Regions from separate parts of the Homo sapiens genome. Here region 2 is linked to region 1. A link is a loop called in an ENCODE intact Hi-C map of the cell type or tissue named here. Cell type or tissue: GM12878. All regions are shown on one strand. Each heading gives the region's core, and the rest is flanking DNA. Links, peaks and the distances in the headings are about the cores only.

Region 1 (8,537 bases), core at 282-8,281:
GCGTGGTGGCGGGTGCCTGTAGTCCCAGCTACTTGGGAGGCTGAGGCAGGAGAATGGCGTGAACCTGGGAGGCGGAGCTTGCAGTGAGCCGAGATTGAGCCAATGCGCTCCAGCCTGGGCAACAGAGCGAGACTCCGTCTCAAAAAAAAAAAAAAAAAAAAGAAAGAAATAATCACCAAATCCGAAGATTGTGATTGCTAAAGTTATGATAAGTAAGAAAGGTAGTGGAACATATGCTATGTATAAGATGGATCACTGGATGATAAAAAATGTGTCTAGTATCTAATATAATTCTCTCCCAAACTTTCATAGGAGAGAAATAAATACTGTCTCTAGTAAACATAATCATTTAGGTCACTATAAAAATATTTTTTATTTGTTATAGGGATATTTCACTGGGATTTTTCATTGTCTGGATGAACTATCTCTTGAAACTAAAACTGACAAAAAGTTTTCAACTCATGCACCAGCATGGATAGTTGGTCGATGTTTCATGAAGAGCTGTGTTGAGAAGCGTTCTAAAGCCATTTTCAGAGTTAAAAAGTCATGATTAACTGTGTCCACAGTGGTTACAGAAGATAGTGGGTGTTTAGGGGAAGAAGAGAGGAACTGCATTTGCCACCTCTACTCAAATTATTTCCCTGAGCAAATTTTGCATTACTAATTTTGTTATCTAGGTACCTTGATACAGGGAGGGCAATTCAAAAGATGGATGACTGAAATTTTCAATTTACAAAAAATATACATTATTCTTCCATAAGTTTGGAAATTAACTGTCTTTTCTATGCATATTTTATTTTTCTATTTATTATAGAATATTAAATAATATTTTAACTAGTCACATCATTTTCAACTATTTTAATTCTATAACTAAACAAAAACAAATAATTCTACAAATAAATAATTCTGCCTAAATAATACTGCTGTATAGGATATGGCAAATAGACAAAAGGTAATATTGAAGATGATGGTTTAAAAAAGCAACTATTAGTTAAGAGAAGAATAACTTCGAATATTGATCTCAATAGACCTTACTACATTAACCATAAACTTAAATACCAAATTTATTCTGGTTTTTGTAATAAGTGACTGATTTTTCTATTTGTTGTACTGTTAATAAGATTTATCATATGTATTTTGTATAGTGTCATTAATCTAAAAGACAAACTATTAAAAGTATAAAAGAGAAATTATGTCTATTCAATTTTATCATCAAAGGAGTTAAAAAAGAAAACCCAAGAGTAACATTATTAGCTAAGTTAAATTGAGCAATTTCTTTCAGGATCTTAGATGTAAGCTTTTTTTTTTCTTTTCAATAATCAGAGAGAGGAAATCTCAAAAATTTTTTATTATCTAACATGATGGAAGAATGTGCAGTACTTTTAAGCCCCAAAACTTTTAAACATACGTGATAATTGAGTATGCTAACAAAACTTTAGTTTCCTGAAATATTTCCTAACAGTTTACCCATCTCATCTTTACACTAGTAAATTCCAGTCACTCCAGATTTTAAAATAAAATAAAATTATCACCAAGAGGCAAACATTTATAGTACTCATTACTTTGAAATTATGGTTAAATAAAGATGTAAAAATTAAGTTGGGAAAACAAAATCCTTTTAACCAAATTTCCTATCAAATTATCTGGAACAAAAACTCCCTTTTACTTCCATTAGTCTTAAAAGTCCTCTGCATTCACTTGGCCTCTGGGTACACAGTAACCTTTCTAAAGGTCTGCCCAAGGGATATTTTAGTCATTCTGTGATCTCCTTGAACACAAGTAATGACAAACAATAAGCTAATTCTCAAAAAGTTTTTTTTTGAGTCATTTTTACTACTTTTAAATGAGTGTGTCTGATGCATGATTTTGGGCCCCCTGATTAATGGTCACCGCCAGCCCAGCTTCTGGAGTTGTAATGTTTCCGTGAGCTTCCCTCCAGCAGAGCTCGACCATTAATCCAGTGGCATATGTCAGCTCAGCAGAGCAAGGTCACTCTTCTGTTTCAAGGGGAACCTTTTTAGAAATAATAAAACTGACAGAAAGTTCTTTTTTGCATGCTTTATGCCACCTGAGGTTGAGTGCTGCAGTTAATATCATAAAGCTTATAAACATTCCCATCCCAGGAAGCACCCACTGCTGCTGGTCTTAGGAATTTAAACACTTTTTTTCTTAGTAAGAACAGACATGTTTATGTGGGGGCAAATATATGGTATGTCATCCCAAATAGAGGAAGAATGGGTGGGAAAATAAAACAGTAAGTTCATGTTAGGAAGTTTGGAAGAGATGTTAGTGTCCTATAACTATTTTTATTGTCAATTACATTTATTTACCTTTTAGAAAACTGGGATTTGGTTAGATGAATACTTCAATCTCCTGAGGGGGTTAATAGCAGAGTTGAAATATAAGAGTAGTGGTAAAAAGAAACTCAGTTTATAATCACTCCTTGACCTATAATGTAATGTTCAATAATTGTAGAACATTTATCTTTGAAGGAACTGTATTTTTAAAGTTATAAACATTTGTTTTATTGGTAATGACTTTTTCATAATTGATAATTAAATACAGTGAGATAGTCATAATCTTAAAGTAATTTGAAATTTTTAGATGTCCTAACATACAAATCAAACAAAAGATAAAAGATGATTGCTATGTAATAACTTACAATATAAAGAAACTATAATCATAAGTATTACAAAATGTACATATTTAATATTTTATTACTTTTATTATTTATTTATTTATTTATTTATTGAGACAGGGTCTCTTGCTCCAGGGTTGCCAAGACTGGAGTGCGGTGATGTGATCATAGCTCACTGTAACCTTGAACTCCTAGGCTCCAGCAATCTCCTGCTTCAGCTTCTTGAGTAGCTGGGACTACACATGTGCACCACCATGCTCAGCTAACTTTTATTTTTTTTATTTTTTGTAGAGACAAAGTCTCACTATGTTGCCCAGGCTGGTCTTGAACTCCTGTCAAGCAATCCTCCCACTTCAGCCTCCCAAAGCATTGGGATTACAGGTGTGAGCCACCATGCCCAGCCACTCTTATTTAATTAAAAATAGCAGTAGCATAACTGTAACCACGTAAAGTATTCAGGGGAAAAAAAACCCCAGAAAATTCCAATTTGCTCTTTTTAACCAAATACTGAGACGAATGCCATATCACTATGTAGATTTTGATACAAGGTAAATTTGACTTGACTCTTACTCCAGGAGTTTAAGCTGTTAAAACTATAAAAAATATAATAAAGAAACTTAGTTATTTAATTGTATTCATTTTCCTTTTGTAGAGAAAATGTACCTGGAAGTGAAGCCAGTTAGCAACTTAGCTCAATCCTTTTAGGAAGACAATACATTGGTCAAGTATCACGTCTCTATGTCCAGGGTCACGCCCTCACCTCAACAAGTATGGGAACTTTATTTTTAAGCTTGCAGAAATATACAACTTCAAGGTGACTAATTCATAAACCAAACTGATAAGATATCAAAAATGGCAATACTAACCAAGCGAGCATTGATTTGCTGTGGGAAATTCATCTGCCAAGAAAAATGCATATTCATGTTGACTGATCAAAAAATTGTTTCCCCTGAAAGAAACCCTACACAGGACACCAGATCATTGCTGGAAGTTTGCTTGATTCATGTGGTGGTCAAAGTAAAGTCAATTAAGTGGTATTAAGACTAGAGACATGAAGTTCTTCTCCTAGCCTTAGGTACACATCTCACCTAAGAGAAGTCTGTCCAGCCAAAAGGGATTTTTGCTTCAGCTGTTTTGCATGATTTGCAGACACAGTGGCAAATTTCTACTCTCCCACCTATTTCTAGGCTGTCTGCAAAGCAACACCCTTTTGCTAATACTTTTTGTCTTTAAGGCAGATTACATTACAATGTGTGATTATTTTGATTCTAGGAATGGTTACTTTGTTTTGTTGTGGGTGTTACCCAGATCTTTATCAGTGACGCATTTACAAACTATCTTCTGGAGTAGACTACTTCTGCAGATGACTAATATTATCCATTAGTCATTTCACACTCATTATACATATATTGAGAAATCACTACTATGTTCTATACTATCAATGTTTTCAGTGGTGGCCAAAGTGTTATAAAAAGCACACGGAATCTGAAAGTCAGGTAGACCGAGTTCAATCCCTCTTGAATCCTCAACAAAAATCCCAGGGATGCAAATATGAGTCAGCTACATCCCCTGATCCTCTGTTCTTGATGGTGAATCTAGTTGGGAGCACATACTGAAAAACTGTGAGTTTAAACAACAACAACAACAACAACAAACAGAGAAATGTGGAACAAGCACAACGAAAATAGAAAGGAGGGAGAGACTTTTTTTCTTTTTTTTTTTGAGACGGAGTCTCGCTGTCGCCCAGGCTGGAGTGCAGTGGCGCTGTCTCGGCTCACTGCAAGCTCCGCCTCCCGGGTTCACGCCATTCTCCTGCCTCAGCCTCCCAAGTAGCTGGGATTACAGGTGCCCGCCACCAGAAGGAGAGATTATTAAATGGACATGTACTACCAGCTAGGAAGCATACATATGGTAATTTTCTTAATTCTCACATCAACCCTATGTGACATGCTTTAAGACTTTCCCTTTTCATGATTACCACAATGAGGCTCAACAGGCTTAAGAAAATGTTCAAAGTCCCCTGGTTAAGAAAGATCAAAGTAAGACATTCACACTCAGGTCTCTATGCCTTTAGTTCACGTTACCTACTGCTCTGCTAGACTGACCCTAATACACTACCCTGGGGTAACTGATGGAGGCTTTCTTGAGGAAGTGACAGTCCACCTATAAATTCGAATAGATAAGAATTCATGAGTTGGAAAAAAAGCACAGAGCATTTTAGGCTAAGAGAAGCACAGACAGAAATGTATGAGAGTGGTCAGATCATCAGGAACACGGGCCTCACTCCACCAACCAAACCAGAAGATCTGGTATTAGGGCCCAGACATAGGTATTTTTATAAAACACCCCAGATGATTTTAATATTAGGTTGGTGCAAAAGTAATCATGATTTTTGCTATTATTTTTAATATGCAGCCAGAAAGCATGGGTCAAGGGGGTCAAATAGATGTTTTACTTTTTAGTTTTCAAATGATTCCTAATAGAGGTCTAGTGGGTTGTGGCAGAGTTACATTTGGATGTGAGGAAGGAAAGAATAACAAAGACTGGAGAGTGTAGGTAAAGGCAGTCAAGTCAAATGTGGGGCTGGCAGCATGAAGGGATTGGTCAACTGGAAGTGGAGAAAGATCTAGAGTAATTGGAAGGAAGGAAACAACTAAAAACCTAATCCTCACTTCCAATTAGTACAAGCTCATGGACTATGTTATGAGCTGAATTGACTCCCACAAATTCGTATGTTTGAAGCCCTAACACCTTGTACCTCAGACCATGACTGTATTTGGATATAAAGCCTTTAAAGAGAAAATCAAGTAAAAAATGTGACCATTAGGGTAGGACCTAATCCGTTCCTACTGGTGTCCTTATAAGATGATGTTTGGACACACAGAGAGAGACATCAGGAGCACACAGACACAGATGAAGAGGCAATAAAAGGGCAGCCATCTACATGTCAAAAAGAAAGGCCCAGAACAGATCCTTCCTTGAAAGCTCTCTGTGAAACCCACCCTGCCAGCACCTTGATCTTGGGTTTCCAACCTCCAGAAGTGTGAGAAAGTGGATTCCTGTTGTTAAAGCTACTCAGACTCTGATATTTTGTTATGGCAGCTCTAGCAAACTAATACAGACTAAGTGAAGGAAGGAGGGGGACTTAGCCAGCTGTGGTGACAAATGGCTCTCTCTATCTATGCAAGAATCACTTCATCTACCAACAGAGATAGTTTAAAATCTTCTGCTATTAGTAATCAATTCTTAATGGAGGACATTTTTGTTTTCTACTAAGAAGCTAATATGAATGTCTTGTTTCTGAAAGTTCATCGAAATCTTTAACACTAGAAAGGAGGAGAAATGGATCAGTTTGGTAATGATAAATTTGGAAACGGATATGTAAAGCATGGACTTGATTCCATTATTGTAAAAACAAACAAACAAAAAAAAACACAGTTTTCAGGGATTTTGAAACTATTTATCTCCAAAGCAAGGCAAAGAAAGACTAAAGAGATAAGTGTGTGACTAAATTGATTTTTAACAAATCCAGCATCTTGGTAGTCAAGGTAGTGACCTTATAAAGCTTCCTATAAAATACAATATCCAAATTTCCAAACAAAGGGGAGGCTACACTTCTGTCATTTCTCTAGCTATTCATCTGATCTTTCTGAATATTATCTGAACACTTTTCAAGTATAGCTAATACATTTGGCCCCAAACATTTTGCTACCTGCTTGGGATAAAACTTGATTACAGATTCATATTCTGTAAAACGGAAAAGCTAAAATGTATTAGTGCTTTGTTTGGAGAGAAGTGGTCAAGGCTAAAAATTATTTAAAAGGTGCACTACGAATTAAAATAAAATCCAATGGAAAATTATATGTTTAAGAAAGAAGAAGAAGAAGCCTTTGCAAAGTGAGACATCAATTTAGGGGTGAATTTCTGGTGACTGTAAACAATGGAATGAGGCCATTTCTCCTTGGCATGCAAGCACCAACTGGAAGCAAGAATGGGACCGGACAGTGGAAACTTTCTGTCTGCCATCTTTAGACAGCATGTAGTAAGTTACCTATAAACATCCAAATGGATAAAGTAAGTACAAATATATCCCAAATTTAGAGTCTTCTCAACACCAAAGTCAACTGGGCCGTTCCTTTGTCTGAACCACAGTTATCCCTTGCCTGGTTTCTGCAATAGTCTGTTAACTGGTCTCACTCCCTTCAGTATATTTGAAACACAAAAGCCAAAATAAACCCACTAAACTGTAGGCCAGATTCTGTCACTTCTCAAACATCTTTCAACACTAGCTAAAATTATTTTAATGGCCTAGAACGCCTTCAGTGATCCAGCTCTTTGCGGCGGCTCTTCCCGCTATGCACTCTGCCCCACTGCTTCTCAAACACACCAGAGACAGTCCCATTTCAAGGCCTTTGCACTTGCTCTTCCCTCTGCCCAGAGTACAGTTTCCTTCACCAATCCCAAGACCAGCTCCTTCACTTTCTTCCAGTCCTTTTTCCAATGTCCCATTCTCACCAAGGCTTCTCTAGTTCTTCATATTTCAAATCCTTCTTTTCTGTTAATTTTTTTTTCTTCTTGGCACCTATCATTATCTAGCATACTGTATATATTACTTATTTATCCTATTTATTGTCTGTCATCTCCAGCAAATATGGTATCTTTTGTTCACCTTGGTATCGCCAGTGTATTGTCCATAATAAGCATTTAATAGACATTTGTTGCGTTGAAGGATAAATGAATGAACGAATGCATGGATTAGTGAATTAACTTTTAAGTCTTTTGAAAAGTAGAAAAAAGTGCTGCCAGGTTGGAAAACTTTAAAAATTCTTGATGTCCAGTCACATTTTATATTAGGTAAATAAGAATATTTGGGGATGGAACCCAATCATCAGTTTTTTTTTTAAAGCTCTTTAGTGATTCAAATATTCGGCCTAGGCTCCAAAAACCATCAACCTAGAGCATCATTTCCAAATTATAAAGTGCTCACAGAACTGCTGAGTATCTTGTTAAAATGTATGTTTTCATTTCGTAGGCCTGGGGGAGACTGGAAAATGCACATGGCTAACAAGCTCCTGGAATGCCCGTGCTGTTGCTCTATAGGACCACAGTGAGTAGCAAGTTCTTAGATTCAAGTCAGCCTTGATGAACCTTGAGATACATTTTAACATGTTCTAGACTTCATTTTCTCCTGACTTGTCTTATTTGGTTTTATGTTTGCATTATAGTTTATCAAAAATACTTTTTAAAATGCTATAAATGCTACATAAACACAAAAATGAAGACAACCTTTTGAGATATCTGGTTTTTTGTTTTGTTTTGTTTTTGGAGCGGACGGAGGTAATAACTAGAAGTTAAAATAAATATTTACTTATAGCCACCGTTTTTTAAAGGGGAAAAGAGTAAATCTAACATATTACCTACATTTTATATCATGTATTTTATTCCAGAAAACTCTGTTTGAAAAGGCAAACATTCAACAAAAATTGTACCCCAGATGAAGAAGTAATAGAGAGTAGGAGGAGAGAGACACAGGCTTAGAAGCAGAAAAACTGTGCCATAAATCCCAAATCTTTTAACTTGTGGAAAATTTTTGCATCTACAGGGCTTTTTTCTTCTTTGTAAATTGGAGATAAAAATAATGTCTACCTCCTGGGGTTTTGAGAAGATTAAACATAATAATGGACATGAGCACCTTGGACAAGTACCTGGCCTCAAGTAAGCACCAGTGCATATAAATACTTATTCTCTTTCTTATACCTGGTTAGATAAGAGTTAAAAATGTATCCTAGCAGTCTTGATACAAAAAAACAGTGAAGAAAGCTCTTTAATGGTACAACTATGTGTCATCCTTGTCTAGGAGCATAAATTTGCACAGCAGGCAGTGCAGTGAAAACAGCTC
Region 2 (8,268 bases), core at 269-8,268, 57 kb after region 1:
TTTCCCCAGGCCTCTCTGCAGAGCTTCAGACTCACATATCCAACTATGTATTTAAAACAATTTTTTTGTTGTTTTATCCATCACCTTATTTATTTATTTATTTATTTTTTAAATTTTTTTTATTACACTTTAAGTTTTAGGGTACATGTGCACATTGTGCAGGTTAGTTACATATGTATACATGTGCCATGCTGGTGCGCTGCATTAGGTATATCTCCCAATGCTATCCCTCCCCCCTCCCCCCACCCCGCAACAGTCCCCAGAGTGTGATATTCCCCTTCCTGTGTCCATGTGATCTCATTGTTCAATTCCCACCTATGAGTGAGAATATGCGGTGTTTGGTTTTTTGTTCTTGCGATAGTTTACTGAGAATGATGATTTCCAATTTCATCCATGTCCCTACAAAGGACATGAACTCATCATTTTTTATGGCTGCATAGTATTCCATGGTGTATATGTGCCATATTTTCTTAATCCAGTCTATCATTGTTGGACATTTGGGTTGGTTCCAAGTCTTTGCTATTGTGAATAATGCCGCAATAAACATACGTGTGCATGTGTCTTTATAGCAGCATGATTTATAGTCCTTTGGGTATATACCCAGTAATGGGATGGCTGGGTCAAATGGTATTTCTAGTTCTAGATCCCTGAGGAATCGGCACACTGACTTCCACAATGGTTGAACTAGTTTACAGTCCCACCAACAGTGTAAAAGTGTTCCTATTTCTCCACATCCTCTCCAGCACCTGTTGTTTCCTGACTTTTTAATGATCGCCATTCTAACTGGTGTGAGATGGTATCTCATTGTGGTTTTGATTTGCATTTCTCTGATGGCCAGTGATGATGAGCATTTTTTCATGTGTTTTTTGGCTGCATAAATGTCTTCTTTTGAGAAGTATCTGTTCATGTCCTTTGCCCACTAAGCACAGTCAGAACTGACCTCTAGAACTATGCTCCAAATATGATGCTCATCCCATCTTCTTCAACTCAGTGAAGGCCATCTTCATCCACCCAAGTGCACATTCCATAACTAAGAGTTTCATCTATTCTATCTTCAAAATGTATCTTGAATGTCCATAACTAAGAGTTTCGTCTATTCTATCTCCAAAATGTATCTTGAATGTTTCTTTTTCTCCATCTCTATTGTTACCAATCTAGTTTAATTTTCTTTCATTGAAACTACTGTCAAGTCTCTAATTGGTTTTCTTTTCACTTTTGTCTTTGTAATTTAGAGTCTTCTTTGAAAGATATAAATTTCCATCAAAATGGTAATTATATGTTAATGTAAATGTAATTTTTCATATGTATATATTTAACATGTATATACTATGTATTTCATATATTTGTGTCTATAAACAGAAATATCTTTTAGTTCATTTTGCTCACTCTTCCTTAAGTAATACAAAAATTTTGTTAGAAGTGCTTGGTTAAATATATCTCATTTTCAGACACTTTGCTTGAATATTAATATTAGAGAATACTTTTTAGAAGATAGCATCAATGAATTATTGAACTGGATTAGTCCTACGATCATATTTTATGAGCTAGGATGGAAATTATTAGACATCTAGTCTACCAGGCTATATAAAAAATGAGAAAACTCAGAGAAGTTAAGTGGCTTACTCAAGGAAAGATAATTTATTAATAATAGAGTTGGGATGGAAATCAAGTATTCTGACTTTTAATCCAATGTTCTTTCTTACAAGATCTTTAAATGCCAGCATAATTACTAGTTATCTAGTATTGACAGCCAAATTAAGACCAACCAAATTCAGGGAATTTATTTGGAGGTTAAATATGGCTTTCCAAAACAGAGGATAAGTATCAGGTACTTTCAGATTTATAGGCCTATCCTCTTAAATATACATAATTAAGAAGGAAATATATAAATATATGTGTGTGTACGTATGTATATACCTACATATATTTGCTGGAAAGGCATTTAAAGCTTTTAAATCTCTCTTGATTTTATCACTTCCTTTTAAAGAAGGAAAATTTAGGCTTATGGAGACTAACAAAATCCAGATTGCGTTATCTGTCTGAATTATGTTCTCTTTACTCCACTAATGAAAAGATAGCTGAATAACACGTCAGACTTGAATGAAGTAAAAAACAAAACAAAACAAAGCAGAAAACCCTTTGTTTTTGCTCTTCTTCTTAATTTCTGATTTGGAAAAATTTTCCTCTCTAGTGTCATATTTAACAAATATTCAAATAACAAATCCTAATAACCTGATGTCTATCTCACATAATTTCTTCAACAGGAGAAATGGAGTTTTTCAAAAATTAATATTTTGGTTTATTTTTAAAGAAAACTGTAATGGAAACCGAAACTTCAAGTAGTTTCATATGTATCACATTGACAGTTTTCTCTAAGTTTTCCGGTCTTATGACTCGTTGTTTCATTATTAAAACTGTGCCAGTGTATGCATAGGGCTTAGAAATTTTTTAATGCTCCCATGTATTAAGTGAAAAACCAGAATGTAAATTTGTATAAAAAGTACAAACACCATTATATGTGGCCTTTTTCTATCTTTATATATTCTACTCTTCTTAGTTTTCTACAGTGAAGATGTGTTAGTTTTGTAATTAGCATAATTGGGAGAATTTTTTTTTCTTTTAAGACACAGGGTCTTGGTCTTGCTCTGTCCACCAAGCTGGAGGCTGGCGTGCATTTGCATGATAAGAACTTACTGTAGCTTTGAACTCCTGAGCTCAGGAGGTCCTCCCATCTTAGCCTCCCAAAGCCCTGGGACTACAGGCACGCACCATCATGCCCGGTAATTTATTTTATTTTATTTTTTGTAGAGATGAAGTCTCACTATGTTGCCCAGGCTTGTCTTGAACTCCTGGCTTTAACCAATCCTCCTGCTTCAGCCTCCCAAAGTGCTGGAATTACAGGCGTGAGCCATCACATGTGGGAAGAAATTCTATAAACAACTACAAAATGTATTTAGAAGGCAGATTTCAATAATCCAATCTATCCTTGCTAAGGACAGAAGTATTCAATTTTTTCTACTGGTAATTTGTTCTTAGCCACTTGAATGGGAAGGTGCTTAGAGACAGGAAGAAGAGAGCTACTTTCATGGTAAAACAAAATAAAGAAGAGGTTTTAAATGTTGAATTATTAAACCCCTAAATCTATATCTTCATTTCCTCCTATATAAAAGTGACTAGTCTCTATTCATGACCTAAAACATATTCTAAAAAGATAATTTTTAAGGTCACAATGATCAATAAACATTTAGAAACTCAATGGACAGTAATAAAACCAATGGGATTATGAACTAGAATTGATCAATGCAAACACATGAAAACAAATACATTTCACTTCAGAGGTTTATTTTATTGCTTTCTTGGAAATACAATTAATTAAAAAGACAATTTAAGATAATTTATGCAAATGAAATATTGATTGAAGAAATAATTACAGTTGGTGGGAAAATTGCCATGTTGACATTAGATATTCGTATATCATTATAATTTTAAAAATTATTATTTTTCAGTGATAGAAACTGAACTTAAACTAAGATTGGAAAAACACAATAAAGCTAGGCAAAATTTTAAGTCATCAAATAAATGAGTAATTGAATGAATTAGTTAATAAAATCAAATATATTCTCCTGGAAGGCTTATAAGACATTTATTTATTCATTTATCAGATGAGGACCTAATTTATTACTGAGGACCTAATCTACGGGAGGTGCAAAGAAGAATGAAATATTGTGTCTGCCTGTGATGCACATTGCTTAATATGAATACTAAGAAAAATAGTCATCTGTTTCTGTTCCTGTCCCCCTCACTGCAAGGTGATTTCTTTGGGGTTCTAGTACTGTTTTACACATATCACTTCCTAGAGTCAGTATGGTCAATAAATACATTCAATCTCAACAGCAGGCCAAAAATACATCTGGAGGAAAAAGTAGATGTGTCATATGAGAACTACAAATAAAATTCAATGATTATTCACAGGAGAAAGATTGCATAAGGTGAGAGTAGGGAGAAGAAATGTGCTTGGCTAGAGGATTAGCAGGTATTTAAGAAGCTAAGCAGTATAATTTAGGTTATCTAACAAAGCCATTTATGTAATAGTCTTATTCCACTGTAAAAACACTAAAACCCTTTCAAGTCCTAACATGATATTCTAGCTCCTCCTTCCTCTCAAGCAGATTTTGATGTGCATAATTCTGGTTTTGGAATAACATGCCCTCTGAGAACACAGTAAAAAAAGAAAGGAGTCTTTCAGAAGCCACACAGGCCCAATTTTCCATAGTATAATGAAGTCGCAATGTCACTGCCATTTCTCCACTTCTGCAGGGGAAGCCAAGACTGCTTTTTGCTCACTGACCTATAGCTTTGGGTCAGTCTTTGAATGTGGACACACTGCCAAGCTAGCTGGGAGTTGCCAGGATTACACAAACCAGCATTGCAAATGGGGGTTGTGTTGATTTAAGAGAAAAGGCCACAGAAGCCACATCTTTCTTACTTCCTGCGTAATATCCTCTGCTCTGAAATTTTGAAGAAGTTTCTAGAACTACTCATAAGAACATTTCTGTTTCTGGGTACACCTCCTAGCTGACCAAAAATTATGAACAATAGGAAATTTAAGAGCCAGTATGCAAATTAATTAATTTTTATTAAGTATCTATTGGATTCTTAGCAAGAAGAGGAGCTATGAATGGAAAATTACACAGTAAAAAAACATTTTTATCTAATATTTATTTCATATACACAAGAAATGTTAAGAAAACCTAGAGTAAGAACCTGCCCTTGTGTGCCGACTAATGATTGTTCTGCTTTGAAAATCTGCTTTGTGACTGGCCATGTGAACTTGAGTGAGCCACTTCTCCTCTCTGCACTTCAGCCCTTCATCTTTAAATTGAAGGATTGGATCACAGGAATTCATTGTTCCTCAAATATCCTTGGGGACATTTGACTACATAAGTATCTTCTTTTGTTACTTTACATAAATTCTTGAGCCTTAGAAAAATATCAAGGAAAAAGTGAGAATGACCTACTGTTAATCACAGATTATCAGAGTCTAAAGAAATATTCTCTACTCCAACATTTTACTTCAAAAATGTGGAAACGGAAATGCAGAAATACGAATTAAGTGGCCTAAGAGCACAGTCCGTGGTAGAGCCAAGTCCTGCAATCTAGTTCTCTTGCTTCTGTTTCTAATTAAGGAATTTCATAATCCTCCCAAATGTATAGCTTTATTTTCATCTGAAAGTCCTGTTAGTATTTACTGAGGTTCATTTGTTTGTTTCCCACAGCTTTTTGATATTTAACTAGTCATTAAAAACTCAGATAGCATGAGAAATAGCAAGGGCAGATCTCAATAATTTTCTTTTAGGGAACAGAAGTAATATTTAAATCATAACTTTCCATCACCTCTTCCTCCTACCTAGCACAACTTAGACATCTCTTAGACAAAAAAATACATATAGTTGAAAAGAAAACTATTATAAAAACTTAGATGTTAATAACATGTTAATAATATTGGGGAAGAGAGAGCTATAAATAAAGATATCAAAACTTTTGTATTCATACCTACATAAAGAAACATGATTTACTAAGAGTAGTTATTTCTCACAAAATTACAGTTACATTTTGGGAAGCAATGGTCAAATAAGTTGCAAACATTAGCTTGTAGTGTTCTGAAGCCATCTAGAACAAGAACTACAAATAGGACTTATAGTTGTTTCATATCAATAATGCTATAATACTTGTTGATGTATGTGAATATCCTGGAAATTTGCCTGACCTTCTAAAACATGTCCTTTCCATGAACTTCTGTTTAGCAATATCTCAACAAGGAAAGGAAGGCAGTTGATGTGATTTTAATATCATAAGGGAGAGCTGGCACACAGAGATACTTTTTAAAAAATGGTTTTACTATATTTCATTCTATGGACTATAATCCAATTAATTACTTGATTTCCTTTTATGGCATACTCATGCTGTTTCCAAGTTCTCTTTTTTAGCAATGCTATAATGATGTACACTTCTCCCAGAAACATGGGATAACACCTATTTCCCCCAAAATCAGACGACATGCTTTTTAACATTATAAATTTTTTCCTATCTCAGGAAAAATTGCTAAATTTTAGGGAAAATTTTTTATATAACAACCTTTCCTTCTTTGAAGGAAATGCTTTATGTTCCTTTTAGTTCAGAAAACCACTCAGTAAGGACAAGCCTCTATTTATGTTCTTTAGAAACACTTCCATGTGGCAGCTGAAAACAGAAGTAATAAAGAACTATAGAAAACAGTGCTTGTGGCATTAAAATGAGTGGAAAAGAGATGGGAAATCCACTTAAATAGTTACATCTGGGAAGAAATGTCTCACCAGTTCATCAACAGTGGTCTCAACATGTCTTTGATAGTGAAATGGACTCCAACATTCAGAGGTCACCTTAGAAATTAGAAAAGGAAATAGAGACAACTAATGTTAACATTCTTTAAAAAACAAAACAAAAAAACTCCACAAAGCTACCAAACTAATTGGGAAAGGATTCGCTGTCTTAATTAGAAATAATTATCTTGTTATCAAAGTACACTGATTAATGTTTCATCAGTGACTTCATCTGCATATATACACATATATAGACAAATATGGAATATGTGTATGTATACATAGTATATACACATTATATATCCATATATGTGTGTGTGATATGTGTATGTGTCTATGTGTATTAGATTCACTCCTCAGCCCTCACATAGAGCAATTCCAATCCATGATCTCACATTTAGAAGGGTTGGTGGAAAGGGGGGATCCCGAATGTTTTATGAAGCAGCCCACTCTAATCCCTTAGTGCTCTACATTATTAGGTACACAATGGACATCCATTTTAGATACTCTAATTGAGTTTAAACTCAAGCCAAATACACATTTGGATTAATATCTCAAGTCATAGTGTGGGATGTCTTTTATTACATTTGGTACCTGTCAGTGTAACCTTCTAACTGTCAGCTTCTACTCCTTTTGAAAACTTTATGTACCTGATATCAAACAATTTCTACCTAGGGCACTTCAGGACTGCAGCAAAGGGCATTTGATGGAGTCTATAACAGGTAATAAAATGGTGCTGTGGTCTGAATATTTGTGTTGCCCCCAAATTAATATGTTGGAATGTAATACACAATATGATAGTGTATTAGTCCATTTTCACATTGCTGTGAAGAAATACCTAAGACTGGGTAATTTACAAAGAAAAGAAGTGCAATTTGCACACAGTTCTACAGGCTGTACAAGAAACATAGTGGCTTCTGCTGTAGGGGAGGCCTCAGGAAGCCTCCAGTCATGGTGGAAGGCAAAGGGGGAGCAGGTTTTCTTACATTTCAGGAGCAAGAGCAAAAGAATGAAGGCGGAGGGGCTACACACTTGTAAACAACCAGATCTCATGAGAACTCACTTACTGTCATGAGAACAGCTCCAATGGGTTAATGCTAAACCATTCATGAGAAATCCAATCCCATGATCTAATCACCTCCTACCAGGCCCCACCTACAACACCAGGAACCACAGTTCAACAGGAGATTTGGGCAGGAACACTTACACAAATTATATCAGATTGTATTAAGAGGTGGGGCTTTTGCGGAAGTAACTAAGTCATGAGGGCCCTCATGAATGGAATTAGAGCCCTTATAAAAGTGGTTGAGGGGAGCTGCCTTGCTCCCTTTTTGAAGCAGACACTGAATCTGCTGGTGCCTTGTCTTGGACTTCTCAGCCTCTAGAGCTGTGGGAAATATGTTTCTGTTTTTACAAATTACCCAGCCTAAGGTACTTTGCTATAGCTGCCTGAAAGAACTAAGACAAAGGTGATTTCAAATTTTATTCTGAGGAGAGTCTGCAATGAGATTAAGAGGAATTTAGAGACAGGGAAATATGAATATTCATTAAACATCTTGAGGGAGTATGCTCCTTTATTTAAATATTTATGACAATCGCAAGAAGTTTTATTGTCACTATTTTACACATAAGGAAATTGAAGCACAGAGAGTTTAAGCAACAAGTTTAAAGTCCAGTGTTTTTACTCATATAAATGTAAGGCAAGTTTGGTTTCCATAAAGTCTAAACCCCAGCAGAATTCTGGAGTTCTAGCACACAAAATATAGCCAAAGAGCAAGAGGTTTGAAGCAGAAAACTGACAAAGTAGCTGAAGTGACTGCAACAAGTACTAAGTGGTTGGATTTTATTTTTGACACAGTATATAAGAGTGCATTTACTAGCCATTTTCTGGGCTGCGAAATTCCTTTTT

Evidence for each region. Peaks named below come from ENCODE experiments on the same cell type or tissue, not always from the same donor. Only the 100,000 strongest peaks of a DNase experiment are listed, where the experiment ranks them.
Region 2: it touches region 1 in a loop (2.3-fold over the local background); 14 of 110 quality-filtered maps call a loop at or near these places.

The regions. Positions count from the first base shown.
Region 1 is chr21:14,530,176-14,538,712 of GRCh38, forward strand. The region is part of intron 1 of SAMSN1 (SAM domain, SH3 domain and nuclear localization signals 1); the gene reads right to left. LOC124905053 (a long non-coding RNA gene) reads left to right here. Exons shown (of 3, transcript XR_007067925.1): 2 at 7,671-7,745; 3 at 8,241-8,353. Among named protein-coding and RNA genes, the nearest start is that of SAMSN1, 12 kb to the right of the region's middle. RefSeq lists enhancers at 3,416-4,615, 3,490-3,589. In GM12878, for the core only: no CTCF peak of the experiment used is centred there; a DNase peak (open chromatin) is centred at 3,929; H3K4me3 peaks cover 2,722 bases; H3K27ac peaks cover 3,585 bases.
Region 2 is chr21:14,587,660-14,595,927 of GRCh38, forward strand. SAMSN1-AS1 (SAMSN1 antisense RNA 1) reads left to right here. Exons shown (of 5, transcript NR_046512.2): 3 at 3,663-3,809; 4 at 7,035-7,081. It also overlaps a transcript of SAMSN1 not described here. Among named protein-coding and RNA genes, the nearest start is that of SAMSN1-AS1, 9.6 kb to the left of the region's middle. In GM12878, for the core only: no CTCF peak of the experiment used is centred there; no DNase peak of the experiment used is centred there; H3K27ac peaks cover 1,227 bases.